Linked DNA regions of Mus musculus: region 1 is linked to region 2. A link is a contact called in ENCODE Hi-C or POLR2A ChIA-PET data. All regions are on one chromosome and are shown on one strand. The core of a region is the stretch at or near the end of the contact, and the rest is flanking DNA. Distances in the headings are between cores, read along the strand shown.

The links. Hi-C counts contacts between places; a loop is a spot of excess contacts on that map. ChIA-PET counts read pairs that join two places held with the same protein, here RNA polymerase II (POLR2A).
Region 1: a map of T-helper 2 cell shows a loop between it and region 2 (3-fold over the local background). The contact joins the promoter of Ippk here to the promoter of Fam120a in region 2. A Hi-C loop is called at or near these places in 1 of 37 maps with a recorded cell type or tissue (T-helper 2 cell). POLR2A ChIA-PET finds 5 or more read pairs at or near these places in 1 of 5 experiments (embryonic stem cell).

What each region holds. Positions count from the first base shown.
Region 1 is chr13:49,419,514-49,426,173 of GRCm38, forward strand. It overlaps Ippk (inositol 1,3,4,5,6-pentakisphosphate 2-kinase), which reads left to right and starts at 1,729. Exons shown (of 13, transcript NM_199056.4): 1 at 1,729-1,953. The coding sequence starts at 1,873.
Region 2 is chr13:48,966,268-48,972,658 of GRCm38, forward strand. Fam120a (family with sequence similarity 120, member A) reads right to left here and starts at 1,793. Exons shown (of 18, transcript NM_001033268.3): 1 at 1,088-1,793. The coding sequence starts at 1,561. It overlaps Fam120aos (family with sequence similarity 120A, opposite strand), which reads left to right and starts at 1,845. Exons shown (of 2, transcript NR_015601.1): 1 at 1,845-2,337; 2 at 2,671-3,638.

The DNA of each region.
Region 1 (6,660 bases), core at 479-2,978, 450 kb after region 2:
CCTCAGCTGCATGGGTTTCCAGGGGTTATCGAAGGTAGACTAGCTGAAGGAGAAACCCACTCAGCTTTTGAAGAGGAATGGATCTGTGCTAGGATGGGAGGGGTTTTTTGTTGTTGTTTTGTTTTTTTCAGTGCAGCTGGTTTGAGGTCTTCCACACTAATATAAATAACCCTTCACCCATGCTCCTCTAAGCATGACCTGTAAATTCATTTGGTTCACCAAGCTATACTTGGGTACATTCATTTCTGTGGTCTTGAAAGACCCCGAGAGGAGCCCCTCGCTCAAGTCTCGGGATAATAGCGGACCCCCAAGAACTCACAAAAGACCAAACTTGATGCAAACCACCTGAGGCTTTATTGGGGGGAAAGCCAGAGCTCTGGGGACGACTTGTATCCCACGCAGGGGTAGAGGAGTTGACCCCGAGGGGAAAGGGGTCCCAGTTTTTATAGGCCCTCACGGGGGGGGGGGGGGAGGAGAAGGGGGGAGTAGGGGATTTCCAGATCTAAACAATGTCTATTCTTAAGAAATGGGTATGGGAGGGGTACAAGGAAAGAGTCTGGTGCAGGTGGAGCAACTCTGGATTGGCCCGGCTGTGGTTACTGGGGAGATTTTTCGATTCTATCCCAGCAACCAATATCACAAACACCTCGCAGTGAGGTGCAGCAGTGGGCACACACCTGGGTTTAAGGAACGGTCAGAACATTGGCAGACACACGGGTTCAAGGCGCGGCCAGAGCATTGTGCACCTCTATTTTTCTAAATCAGTGAAGCTACTTTTACTAACAATGAAATCTATTTTGCCAATTTGAGGGCTTCTGTGACCTTTTACATTCTATTAGGATCTTTCAGTCTGTTGTTGGTGTCCTATTTAGAATGAACAGGTTTTTTTGTTTTTTTCCCAGTCTTCCTTGGAAAAATTAACACAAAAAAACCCATACTATCTGCCTGCATTAAGCTGGATTTTCTTCACATACACCAGTTACAGCAATATTCAGTGCTGTGGCCAAACAATTTAACACAAATATGAAAATTATGTTTGAGACAGGATCTCACTAAGTAACCCTGGCCGGTCTCGAACTCCTAGAAATCTCTTGCTTCCACATCCAGAATGCTGAGAGCATCACCATGTCCAGCCCCAAATCATTTTTAAGAGCACAAGGACCGCATATAATTCTTTAGGCAGCTCTACCAGGCAGGGCCAATCTTCCCCGCATTAAAGGATAAACTGAGGTCATTGCTTTCTGCTGGGATGGGGTGGGAGAGTCTATTGCCTCATCTGCATTTCTGGATGTCTTGGGGCAAAGGCTCCACGGTGAGGTTTCCTCGCCACGTTTCCCGGAGTAGTGTGAACACCACCTAATGGCTCTCTTGGCCGGAGCAAGGCCATTGAAGGTGCATCCCATTCTACAGATGTAAGCGGAGGCTCAGAGTCGCCCGGCGCCTTACTGCAGCCCCACGAAGATCCAGCCGTGGCCCTAGGACAGTGCGAGGGTGAGCGCCTCGGACTCGGGGCGCCAGGAAGCCGCCGGCCTCAAGGTCCGGGAGCAGATCCGGAAACCTCCCTTCCGGTTCCCAGGTCCGCGTTTCGGAAGTGAGTCACTCTGCCAGCACATAATATGGCTTCCACTCCACCTACCACCCTGGACGTCGAGGGTAAGGTGGGCGGGACCCGGAAGTTGACCGTTCTGGGAATGGCGGCCGCCGGGGGCGTGGCTTCCGGCGCTCCTTGCCTGCAAGTCGCCGCCGCTGAGAGCGCAGGCGGCAGCTGACAGGCGCTTTTCTTCAGACGGCTGCGGCGGGAGCCCTGCGAGGCGGGCGGCCTCCAGCTCTCGTCCCCACGTCCCGGCCCGCGAAGTTCCAGGGCGCCGGGGCATGGAAGAGGGGAAAATGGACGAGAATGAATGGAGTTACCATGGCGAAGGCAACAAGAGCCTTGTGGTGGCCCACGCGCAGGTGAGCGGCTGGCGGGCAGCCCGGCTCCGGGCCTCACCCGACGGCTCCCGAAGCTCTGTGCCTGGTACCGTCCAGGTACCCAGGTCGTGACTCTTCCTCCAGCTTCCGCCCGGGTGGTTCCCTGGCACCCCCACAGTACCCTCCTCTGCTCCATACTCATCCCCGGCACCCCTAGCTCCGTTGGCTCCCCTTTCCTCCTAGTGTCCCTTCTCGGTTCTCTCTGTCCCGTCAGTACTCTTTCCTCATGCGCTGTGCGTGCCGCGTGGCCTCACACCGTGCAGCCTCCCCCGGGATGCTCGTCTTACTGTCAGGCAACGGTGGGCCAGAGGCTGAGCCTGGACCAGGGCCTGGGCAGCACAGGGGAAAGTTCCCAGAGTGCTGTCAGCCCACCGAGTGGAGTTCAGCCTCGAGAAACCACAGAGCTGGTGTTCTGCCTTGCTGCTGCGCTGTCAGGAACGGGGCGCTGCCACAGGTTCGCGTCCCGATCATATACTTTAAATGGTTTCTCCTTCGTTCAACTTGAAAGGCGGTTTCAGAAGATGTAGTCCTTTCCAAGGAGGCGAATTTAAAGGAAGAGAAGCATATGGATGGATCTGTGTGCAGCCCCAGATTTCTCTGACATTTTGCTGCCTGATTACAAGCTAGCAGGAATGTGGTGGGCTGGGGGAGTAGAAGGCGGGGAGGTGTCATGTGAGAAGGTTAATAACTCAGGGAGCTGGGGTGATTCACACCTCCACCACTGAGAAGCAGTAGGCTGCATTAGGAAAGTGAAGAGAGGAATAGGATGTACTTTTGTCTCTCTGAAGTTCAGATTGTATGGAGCTGTACTGAGTGTTGAGCAGCCTAGAGCTTGGGTCTTGTGTCTAGTTGGCACCTCTGACCTCCTGGTGTATTTGTTCAGAATGTAGACTGAAGAGGAGAAGGCCCCTCTTGGAAGTGTTTTAAGGCCTTTTGTGACCAAGGAGTGCTAATGTAAGTGGGGTGGAGAAACTCTGCTCCCTTCGGTCCTGGGCATGTCTGTAGTCCCCCTTCTCCTTTGAGAGCAGGTGAGCTTTGTTTCTCTGCTCAGCTTCCCAGGCCTGTCTCATCCAGTCCTGGAGAGAGGGAGGCTTTTACCTAGCCTCCCCAGGCATGCTCACTCTTTCTGATCGAGCATCAGTCACTGAGTTGAAAAGCTCTTCTAAAGTCCCCTGTCAGCCCTTCCTCCTCTGTAGCATGCATACACAGCTATCCTTAGGCCCATCCTGCAGGAGCTGGGCTGGGGTGGGGGAACTGGACATCCGTGCTGTCACTGCCACGTGCAGACGGATTGAGAGAGAAAATGAGCCTTCTGGGGACCTGGGGTCTTGGGGTAGAGGAGATCAGTGAGGGCTGCAGGAGTATATGGGGCATGCTTGGGTGCGCAGGAAGGTGGACCGCTAGCCAGTTTCACAGAGAAGAGTTGTATCAGGGTTCTCTGTCTCCCCTACCCCTAGCAACACCTCCAGAAGTTTCCACTGTTACTTGTCAGTCTGAGTTACGTCGTGATTTGTGACAGCTTTGCGGTTTGTCCATTCTCAGGTACGGTACCTTAAATCCCTGTCCACCTGGCTCAGCTAGCCCTCTGACCCACTCACTAGGCTGTCAGCCACCTGGTCACTGTCCTGTCTACAGGCTCAGGCATAGACCCCGAGGGCTCTTGGGCAGGAACTTGCTGCATTTTAGCACTGGTGGCCCTCCATGCAGCCTGAGGGTGTGACTTGAAGCCTGTGGCCTCCCTCAAGGCTACTGCAGCTTAACTGTCCTGAGGCAGCTGCATTTGCTTCCTTTACCTTCCTTTGGTTGGTTTTGGCTCTGGAGTCTTGTGAGCTCACTGTACATTTCATTGTCATTCAGTCTCTTACTCAGTTGTCCCGGGCACCTAGCCTTTTGGGTTGTGTTGGCCATGAGGTTCAGGGCAAACAATGTCCACTCCTATTATTATGCAGAGCTGTCATGTTTTCCTTCTTCTTGACAAAGGTATCGTGAAAGACTTGTTATTTAACTAACCTGCCCAGAAAGAACTTTTGTTGAGACTTGAAGAGAACTGCCCATTGCATGTTGGTCTAGTTTTAAAACCTTTCAGAGACCGAGTGGAGAACCTCAGGTCATTTCTAGAGCCTGTAGTGTCTGGGGCATGTGTCTGGAGTATTTAGGGCTGAACATCAAGCTGTAGGGATCATCTCACACTTTCTGTCTCAGTTTTGCGTTTTAGGATTTTTGATTTGTGGGTTTATGTTTTGCAATTTACTATTGTCTTATATGTCCAATTGAAACAGTTTAGATGGTCATTTTATTGTGGATGGATTTGTGAAAGTAGGTGAATAACCCTCAGTGTGGGGAAATGTTAGTAATGTTAATTGGGAAAAGAAAATTACAGACAGTGTGATTGTAATTACAACGACTAGAAGAAAATATGTCAAATATTGCCAAGTAGTTATCGCTTTTCAGTAGTATCATTTGATTGCTTACTTGAGAATGGATCTCACTGTGTTGCCCTGGCTGACCTCAAACTCTCCAGCTCAAGCAATCTTTTTCATTCTTCTGAGTATCAGGGTTACGGGCTGCCACTCCTGGCTCCTCATTTTGTTTTAAAAAAATATTTTCTGCACTGGTAAAGCCAAAGGCAGGAAGATATCTTTGAGTTTGGAGGTAGCCTGGTCTATGTAGCCAGTTCCAGGTCAGCCAAAGCTACATAGGAAGACTCTGTCTCATAAGAAGAAGAATCTAAAACCTTTTATGTTGAGTATATTTATAATCAGGAAGAAGGAGTTTTGAGTGTAGTTTAGCGTTAGACTGTGCATTTGCATGCTTGAGGCCCTGAGATCAATTTCCAGCATGAAAACCTTCGGGTTGAAAGGGACACATGTGTGAACTATGGAGTAGGACACAACATGAAAGACTGTATTTGATCACATTGAGATAACCCTGAGAGCCCAAGGGGAGCTATGGAGCCAGGCCAGCTCAGTGACCCTTCATGGGTAATGACCCTTACAGCATGTGAAAAGGACAAGAAAATGGAAAAAGTCAGTTTTTCAAAGTTTATCGTTTTGCATCTAATTTCTGTACTTCAAGAAATTGGAAGTGATAATAAAGATATTGTTCACAAAGATTTTCATCACAGGGTTATTTATGATAGCCTAGGTAGACATCTGGTTAATGCTAGAGGAATTATCCTCCTCTGTGGAGATAATGGAAGCACAGAGCTGATATTTTGTTTTTCCAACCTTGTGGTGTATCCCCAAGCCCTGGACCCATCTTCAGTATTCACCTAGAACTGGTTGAAAGAGTTTGAACTTTTTCTTGTTACTGGTATCTGTTAAAGAGATGTCATGTTCCACACGTGAGATGTGCAGGGGTGGTCTCTCAGACTGACGCTGCTGAATCTCTCTGTGAGGGTTGCTCTGGTCACATCCTGGCTCATTGCACATTCTCTCTTGATTCCTTACCTGGTGTTTGCCAGGTTAGAATTTATTTCCATTTTCCCTTTGGTGATGTCTAGTTTTGTGTTTGTCTTTCTGCATTTACATTGTCAGAGGTGACCTTCCCCCCTCCCTGACTCTTTCCTGTTTGGTTAAAATTCAGTCAGATTTCAGCACTCAGGTCATTTCTTTCTTCTGAGAGCAGTAATGCAGGAGGCTTTTGTGTGTCTAGAGAGCAAGACTTTGCTGTGCTGGTCCATCCATCATCGCAGCCTGGGTGGGCAATTCAAGGGCCTCTGATGTTTGCTTGTATTTCTCTGACTCTACCTGTGGCTTCTGAGAGCCTGACTCCTTTTCATGTTGGGGTTATTACACGTTAGGGTCGCTTAGCTGGCGTGGCCTGTCTCCATAGCTCCACAGGATCACATCAGTGTACGATACACTCTTCACTTTGTGACCTCCTGCCATGGTTCACTCTTGTGTCTTCTTCACCCTGGGAGGATGGCTGGGAGGTTGAGCTAGAGCTACAAAGGGTTAGGAAGGAGGTTGGACAAGGTGCCTCTTCCTACTGATGCCGATCTGCCTTGTTCTCTCTGAGGGTATTAGTTGTCACTGAGGCTAAGCTGTGCTGATGTGAATGCCTTAGCCTTGGCAGCCTTATTCTCAGGTCCTGGGGATATGTATTTGGCTATGTCACAGACATCAGTGGCTTGGCATCTCTTCCCTCTGGTAACTAGCACCGTAGATGTTTTCCTTATAGGTTGAGTGTCTTTAAGGAAGTTGGGTTCAGGAGACACATCTTGGATATACCATAGCTCCCACCTGAACATCATCCTCACAGTTGGGACAGGCTGGGTAGAGTGCTGTTTCTGGTACCTGGGGCCACATCCTGATGGGTGATGTTCTTTTGTATTTCCTCCCTTGACAGTGATCTGAGCTTCCTGGTATCTCTCATGGGCTCTTTTCTGGAATATCTCCTCACTAACTTGTCAAAGGACATGGTCCCTGGGACATCTGATTCAGAGAGTGATTCTTTCTACTCTGAGAGTATCCTGTAGGATAGCTTATCTTCACTGAAGGGCTTTAAAGGTACCCTCCACCCCAATTATGGTTTGGATCTTAACTGACCTCCAAAGGCCATGTTGAAGTCTTGGTCTCCAGGTGATGGTGCTGTTGAAGCCTTTAGAGGCAAGGCCAAGTCAAAAGAAGTTAGGTCATTGGATCCTTAGCTTTGAGGACTGTGTTGGAGCCCCAGTCTTTTCAAACT
Region 2 (6,391 bases), core at 543-3,042:
GACCCCCAAATTCTTCTTCCTGGTCCTAATTGCTACCTTCATAGTAGACATACAGAACTGAACCACTTTAAAACTCAGAGAACTGACAAGAGCCCATCTCATCAAATTCACAGTACCATGAAATCTAAAACCAAAACGTTACCATAGACAATTTCTCCAAACATCTCATTTTCAAAGGTAGAAGAGCAGGGCATCTGCCTTGAGAATTAAGAGATCAGCCCTGGTTTATAACAAGGTTCCTTCCTCTCCCACAGCTTTGGAGGCTCTGTTTTCAGCTTCCTGTGCCTAAGGTCCTGGCAATATACTCTCATTATTTATTCTCCAGACTTCCAAGATAAACCTGTTGCTGGGAAAGAGTGGGTTAATTTCGACAGATGGGTATATGCTTAAGGATAAGGCCAGTGGGTAGCCTGTCGGCCTCTCAGGGGAGGAGAAAGACTGAGGATGTGGGAGACGACACCACCGATCCCACTTTGGGTGAGGGTCTATCCACCAGCCTCAAGTGTCATATGAACAAGTCTATGGGCCCACAGAGGCCAGAGAGTAGGGAGGAATGTGGTGGGTAGACTTCAACCACACCAGGCCTAAAGGCCCGGGCATCCATCTTGCTCTAGGGCCCCTCTGCCTAGCTTGCATCAAGCCTGGGCATGGTGACACGCTATGTCCCGAGAGGGGCCCTGAGAGACACTGAAGCCTGCTGAGGCCTTCCACGGGCAGGGGCACCCAGGACTCACTCTGGGCTAGGCTGGGCTTCCCGGAACTAGTTCAGCGCTGACAGTGACCTAAGAGACCTCCCAAGTCCAACCCAAATCCAAGCCCAAAAAGACCCTAGGCCAAGCCCCAAACCCCTGGGCCAAGGAACCTCAGACTCAACTCTGATCGCTACCCAAGCAATCCCAGGCCCAGCCCGAAGCGCGAAGAGGCCTGTAGCCCAACTGTGACTCCTGTCCAAGTGACCCCAGACCCCAACCCTGACCCAAACCCGAAGGGAATCGGTCCAAAGGGCACCAGGCCCGATCCTGACTCAGGCCCAAAGAGACCCCAGCCCCAGCCCTGGGAGACCCCGGCGAACCGGCTGCAGCCGCACCTTGACGTGGAAGCGGATGAGCGCCAGGCGGATGCAGTGGGCCATACAGACCGGAGGCAGGAACCAGACCTTGGGCGGTGGCGTGCCCTTGTTCTGGACATGGCTGACGATCTGCTGCGCTGTCTGGCGCTCGTTGCCCTGCCGCTTGACCCACTCGTGCAGCCGGGCCTTCTCGAGCGCGCCATTGAAGAAGACGAAGAGCTCGATGTTGCCTCCGAAGCAGGCCTTGGCCAGAGCCGCCAGGTAGCCGAGCATGTGGTTCCACTGGCCGCCGCTCACCCAGTCGGTGTAGAAGCCACCGTACAGGCGATGCAGGCAGTTGTCGGCATCCACCAGCAGGCGCAGCGGGGTCTGCGGGGGCCGCTGCCGCCCGCCGCCCACCAGGCTGCCCCGGGCCAGCTTCTGCAGCTCCACCGGCACCACGGCGCTCGGACAGTGCTTCTCGATGTAGTCCTGGAAGCCCTGCACGCCCATGGCGGCGGCGGCGGGGCGCGCGCGCGCGGGCGGCGGCGGGGCCGGCGGCGGCGGGGCTGGGGGCGGCAGGGCCGTGGCGCGGCCGGCGGGCGCGGGCAGCCTCAGGGCTGGCTGGGGCTGGCCGGGGGCGCGCTCACGGCCGCCGCGGCCGCCATGTGCTGCCGCCTCCCAGGGCCATGTCTGGGGAGGGACCTGCGCCGCCGCCGCGCTCTGCGAGGCCGAGGCCGAAGCTGGGCCGGGCGGGGCGGCGCTGACGTCGGGCCCGCCCGCGCGGACGCGGGAGGCGGAAGAGGCGGCGCCGGGGCCGCGGCCGGGCTCCCGGGGCGGCGGCGGCGGGGCGGAGAAGGCGGAGCGCTACTCGGCTTGTCGGGCCCTTTAGGGGGCCGCAGCCGGGCGGGTTCGGGGAGGCGCCTGGGCCCGTGCAGGCCGCGCCCGGAGGCCGCGGCCTCCGAGGCTGGCTCCGCCCCGCTCGCGGCTGCGGGCCCGGTAGGCGTGGCCGGCAGCCAGCGCTCCTCCTCCGCCGCGTGTGTCGCGCGGCGGGGTTAGGGGGAGCCTGGAGCCCGGGAGCGCGAGCCGCGGAGGAGGACGGCGGCGACAAGATGGCGTCGCTCCCGGGACGGGACGGCGGCTTCACGGCCTGGTGTCGGGACCCGGCTGAGGAGACTCCCCGAGAGGGGCAAGCCTCCCCGGCGTGCGCCGCCCTCCGGAGACGAGCGGACGTGCGCTGCCTCCAGGGGCTCGGGCTGCGAGGGTCCGGCTAAACCCAGGCGCCGACGGTACGTATGCTGAGCCAGGACCAAACGTTCTGAAGGAGAAGCTGTCCGCTGGGGACCTGGGCACGTAGCTCAGTTGGCACAGTGCTTGTCTGGGATCTTCGATCGCCCAGGGTTCGATTCCCGCGTGTTGCTTAGGCCGTAATCCCAGCATTCTGAAGTGGAGAGTAGAGGATCAGAGAAGTTCAAGGTCATTCCATCCAATTGGAAGCCAGCCTGGGCTACATGAAACCCGCCTCCCGCTCCCCCTTCCCCCAAGAAAAAGGAGCGGTTTTTTTTGTTTGTTTTGTTTTGTTTTTTTGCTTACCTTCAATTTTTCATCTGTTCTTTTTCTAGACAAGCCGCTGCTGGAGCGGGGTGCACTGGACACAGGAGTGACCCATCCATCGCACAGAACACCAAGTTCATGCAGACTCAAAGCCCCCCATCAGAGTCTTCGAGAATAGGCAAACTGAATTCTATAGTTTCTTTTAATTTTTTTTTCTTTTAAAGACTATTTTTATTCTTTGACAGTTTCATGCGTGTATACAATGAACTGTGATCATAACACCCCATTCTTCCACCAATCTCAAACACAGGCTCCTGTGATGTAGACAGATGAAATGCGCTTAGGGCCTTGATGGATTTTCCTTAATTTTTTTAAACCCGATACGTTATGCCACTTATGTATAAAATTAGTGATGAGGCCACTAGTCCGCCTAGCTGAGTAGAAAACTTAATCCCAGAGTAAGTAATTCCATGTCATTTAGAAATTAAGATTACACTTAAAGCCTCACTAAATAATAACATCCCCCAAAATAATCAAGTTTTATGTAATTCACAGCTAGTATACAAGATTGCACATGAATCACTTGTATTTTCTTAACAAGATTACATTCCATATATATTTCATTCACTTGTTTAGGTTTGTGTTTATTTTTGTTGTGGTTTCTTGTTTGCTGGCCTGCTTGGGCTAGCCCTTTGCCATCCTGACTGCCTGGCCTGTTTTTTATTTCTTTTAAACATTACTGCTTTTATTTATTTATTTTAAAAAGGGAGAGGGGAGAAAGCTTTTGTGCTAGCACCCATGATTTTGGAATTAAGCATACATTTTATTTTAAGACCGTAGGATGGTGATCCTTCTAAAAGAAAGTATCACTCTCCTTAAGAGAGCCTTGGCTTTCTGTGGCCTCCCAGGTTGTTATACAGATGTTAGCAATGCCAGCTTTTGTAGTCACTTCTGTACTCTGTGATTGTATAGACTGTGCTTTGGAATTTTGAGAACTTTAAAATTCATTTTCATAATAAAAGCCCTCAAAATTTCATCATGCTTGCTTTCCCTGTTTAACTGTGTATGCCCTCCAAACTTATTAATGATTGGGAAATTGTTTGGCTAACAACGCTATAAAGAAAATTCAGGAGTTGAGTGATGTTTAAATTTTCTAAATATCTAAATCCTATTTGAAAAATACTAAATCTTAGAGTCTGCTTGGGAATACAATATGATTAGGGACTTTTTTTTCTCCATTTAGGGCTGTATTAGAGAAACTTTTCATGAAGTGATTACCACACTACTGAGGGGAAAAATAAATGAATAATACTGCATGACCATAGACTTCCAAGAATTCTCACCCTTTTAATTCCAGAACTCAGGATGCAGAGGCAGGTGGACCTGGGTGAATTGAAGGACAATCTTCTGTACCTAATGAGTTCCAGGTCACCAGTGCTACACAGAGAGACAGAGAGACCCTGTCTCCCCGACTGCCTCCAAAAAAAAAAAAAGGATTATGACTACTAGATTAATAGAGAGAGCCAGCCAGCCACAGAGCACAGAACTTAAGCAGGCGGGGGCGGGGGGGGGGGGGGGGCGGGAGTTTACTCTCAGCATTTCAACTTGTTTCCCATCGGCTAATTTACTTACAGCTTAAAGCAGGAAAATGTTGCCCTTTTTTTGGTTTGGGAGTTGGGGTTGGGTTTTGGGAATTTTCGAGGTTTCACTCATAGCCCAAGATGCCCTGGACCCCACTGTGCAGCCAGCCAGCCTCAATATACAGCAATCATCCTCAGCCCCCTGAGACCTGGGATTGCAAGTGCAGGGCATGTTGCCCGCCCAACATGATGCCTACCCGACACGCCCCGAGATCAGGAGGAGAGATCAGGAGGAGACACGGTATTCCCGCTGGGGTTTGATTCCTGGGGTGTGCCTAGCCCTAACCTGTGCCTGGGTGCGACTTCAGAGTCCCCACAGAGCATGCGCACGCTTGGTCTGCATGCAGTCTCAGGCTGTTCTAGTCTGGGGGCTTCTGGTACTCTGGGATTAAGCTTTCTACTCAGCTAGGCGGACTAGAAATGTTCTCTTCACAGCTGCGAATTCATTTTCGCTTTGAGCTGTTTTAAAAATACATTTTATGGGAAAGTAAGATTCTAACTTTTGGGTGTGTCTTAATTAGGCTTTCTCTTGCTGTGGTGGAACACCAGGACCAAAAGCAGCTTGGGTTGGAAAGTATTTCTTTCACTTACACTTGAGCTTTCCTTACTGAAGGGAAATCGAAGCAAGACCTCAAACAAAGCAGGCACCTAAGGCAGGAAGGAGCTAATGCAGTGGCTGCAAACGGTGACTGCTCATTGGCTTGCTCGGCCAGCTTGCTTTTATAACCCAACCACCAGGCCAGGAATGACTCCACCCACAAATGGCTGGGCCCTCCCACGTTAATCATTAAGAAAATGCCTTACAGACTTGTGTACAGCCTGATCTTGAAGAGGCATTTTCTCAGTTGAAATCCCTTCTCTTAGATGACTCTGGCTTGTGTCGAGTTGACATAAAACTAGCCAGTACAGCACAGATAAAGAGAAGAGTCCTAACCAGGTGGTGTGGTGCCCGCCTGTGATCCCAGCATTCTGAGTTCAAGGACAGCTGGGTCTATCTACAGAGTAGGTTCCAAGATAGGGCTAGACAGAGAAACCCTATCTTGAAAGACCAAAAAAGACGATGAAGAAAGAAAAGAGCAAATTCCTGGAATGGTTACTATGTGAAGAGCTACTTCCCATGTCAGCCATAAGTCCCTGCATGTCCTTGAGGCTGGAATTGCCCCTTGCTTGCCCATCTGTACTAATTGAGGTTGTTTGGTGTTCCTTATGTCCTATGTGCCGAATGCTGGCACCTAAAACCTCTTCTCTAGCACCCCTCTTTCCTGAAGCTAGAGATTGGGGACCATGCCTTGTGGACTTCCACCCAGGACTCCTAAACTCTGTTTTAGGCTAGGATAGAAGAGGAGAAAAGAGAAGTGTCTGACTTTGCACTGGAACCCAGGATCCTAGTAAGAAAATTTTTCTGAATCAACAAGTCTTATCTTTTTCCCCTCAAATAGTGAATGGTACTAAGAGTGTGTTGCTGTCCTTTAAGAACCCATGGTTCTGTTTTCCTCCGATTCCCACATTAAAGTACAAAGCCAAGAGAGTGACTCCTAGCCCTAAATTATCATTTGCAAATTGTGGACCTGCATAGCAGATGCAAGGTCAGCAGTAATTGATCCCCAGCTTTGCAGCTTGCTAACAGTTCTGTTTGGCTGGCCCTCCAGCTCTGCTCTGGGATAGCCAGTGTAAGAGTAGCAAAGGCTGATGGACATGCATCCTGTACAACAAACAAGTGGCCTTTCTTCCTCTACTTCAGTTTTCCAGAGACTGTTGTGTTCATTACAAACTACCTCCCAGGACCAAATGCAGAGCCCACTCAGTAACACTGAGTCTCGCTTCCAAGGCCACCAGTGTGGCAAGACATACATCAGTGGCCAGATCTGTAGGTTCCTGGTCCAACCGGTCAGCTGTTGAGATTCTGACTCAAGACTTAGGGATGGTGTTGTAGGGAGCTGGAGAGAGGGCTCAGCAACTAAGAGCACTTGCTGCTCTCCCAGAGGATCGCAGTTTGATTCTAAGCACTAACAACCATCCAGGGGAACTGACACCCTCTTCTGGCCTCTGAAGGTACCAGACACTTGGTGGTTCACAGACAGACAATGCACAACACTCATACACATTTTTTTTTAAAAATTTTGAAGATGCCATTGTAAATATAAGCAGA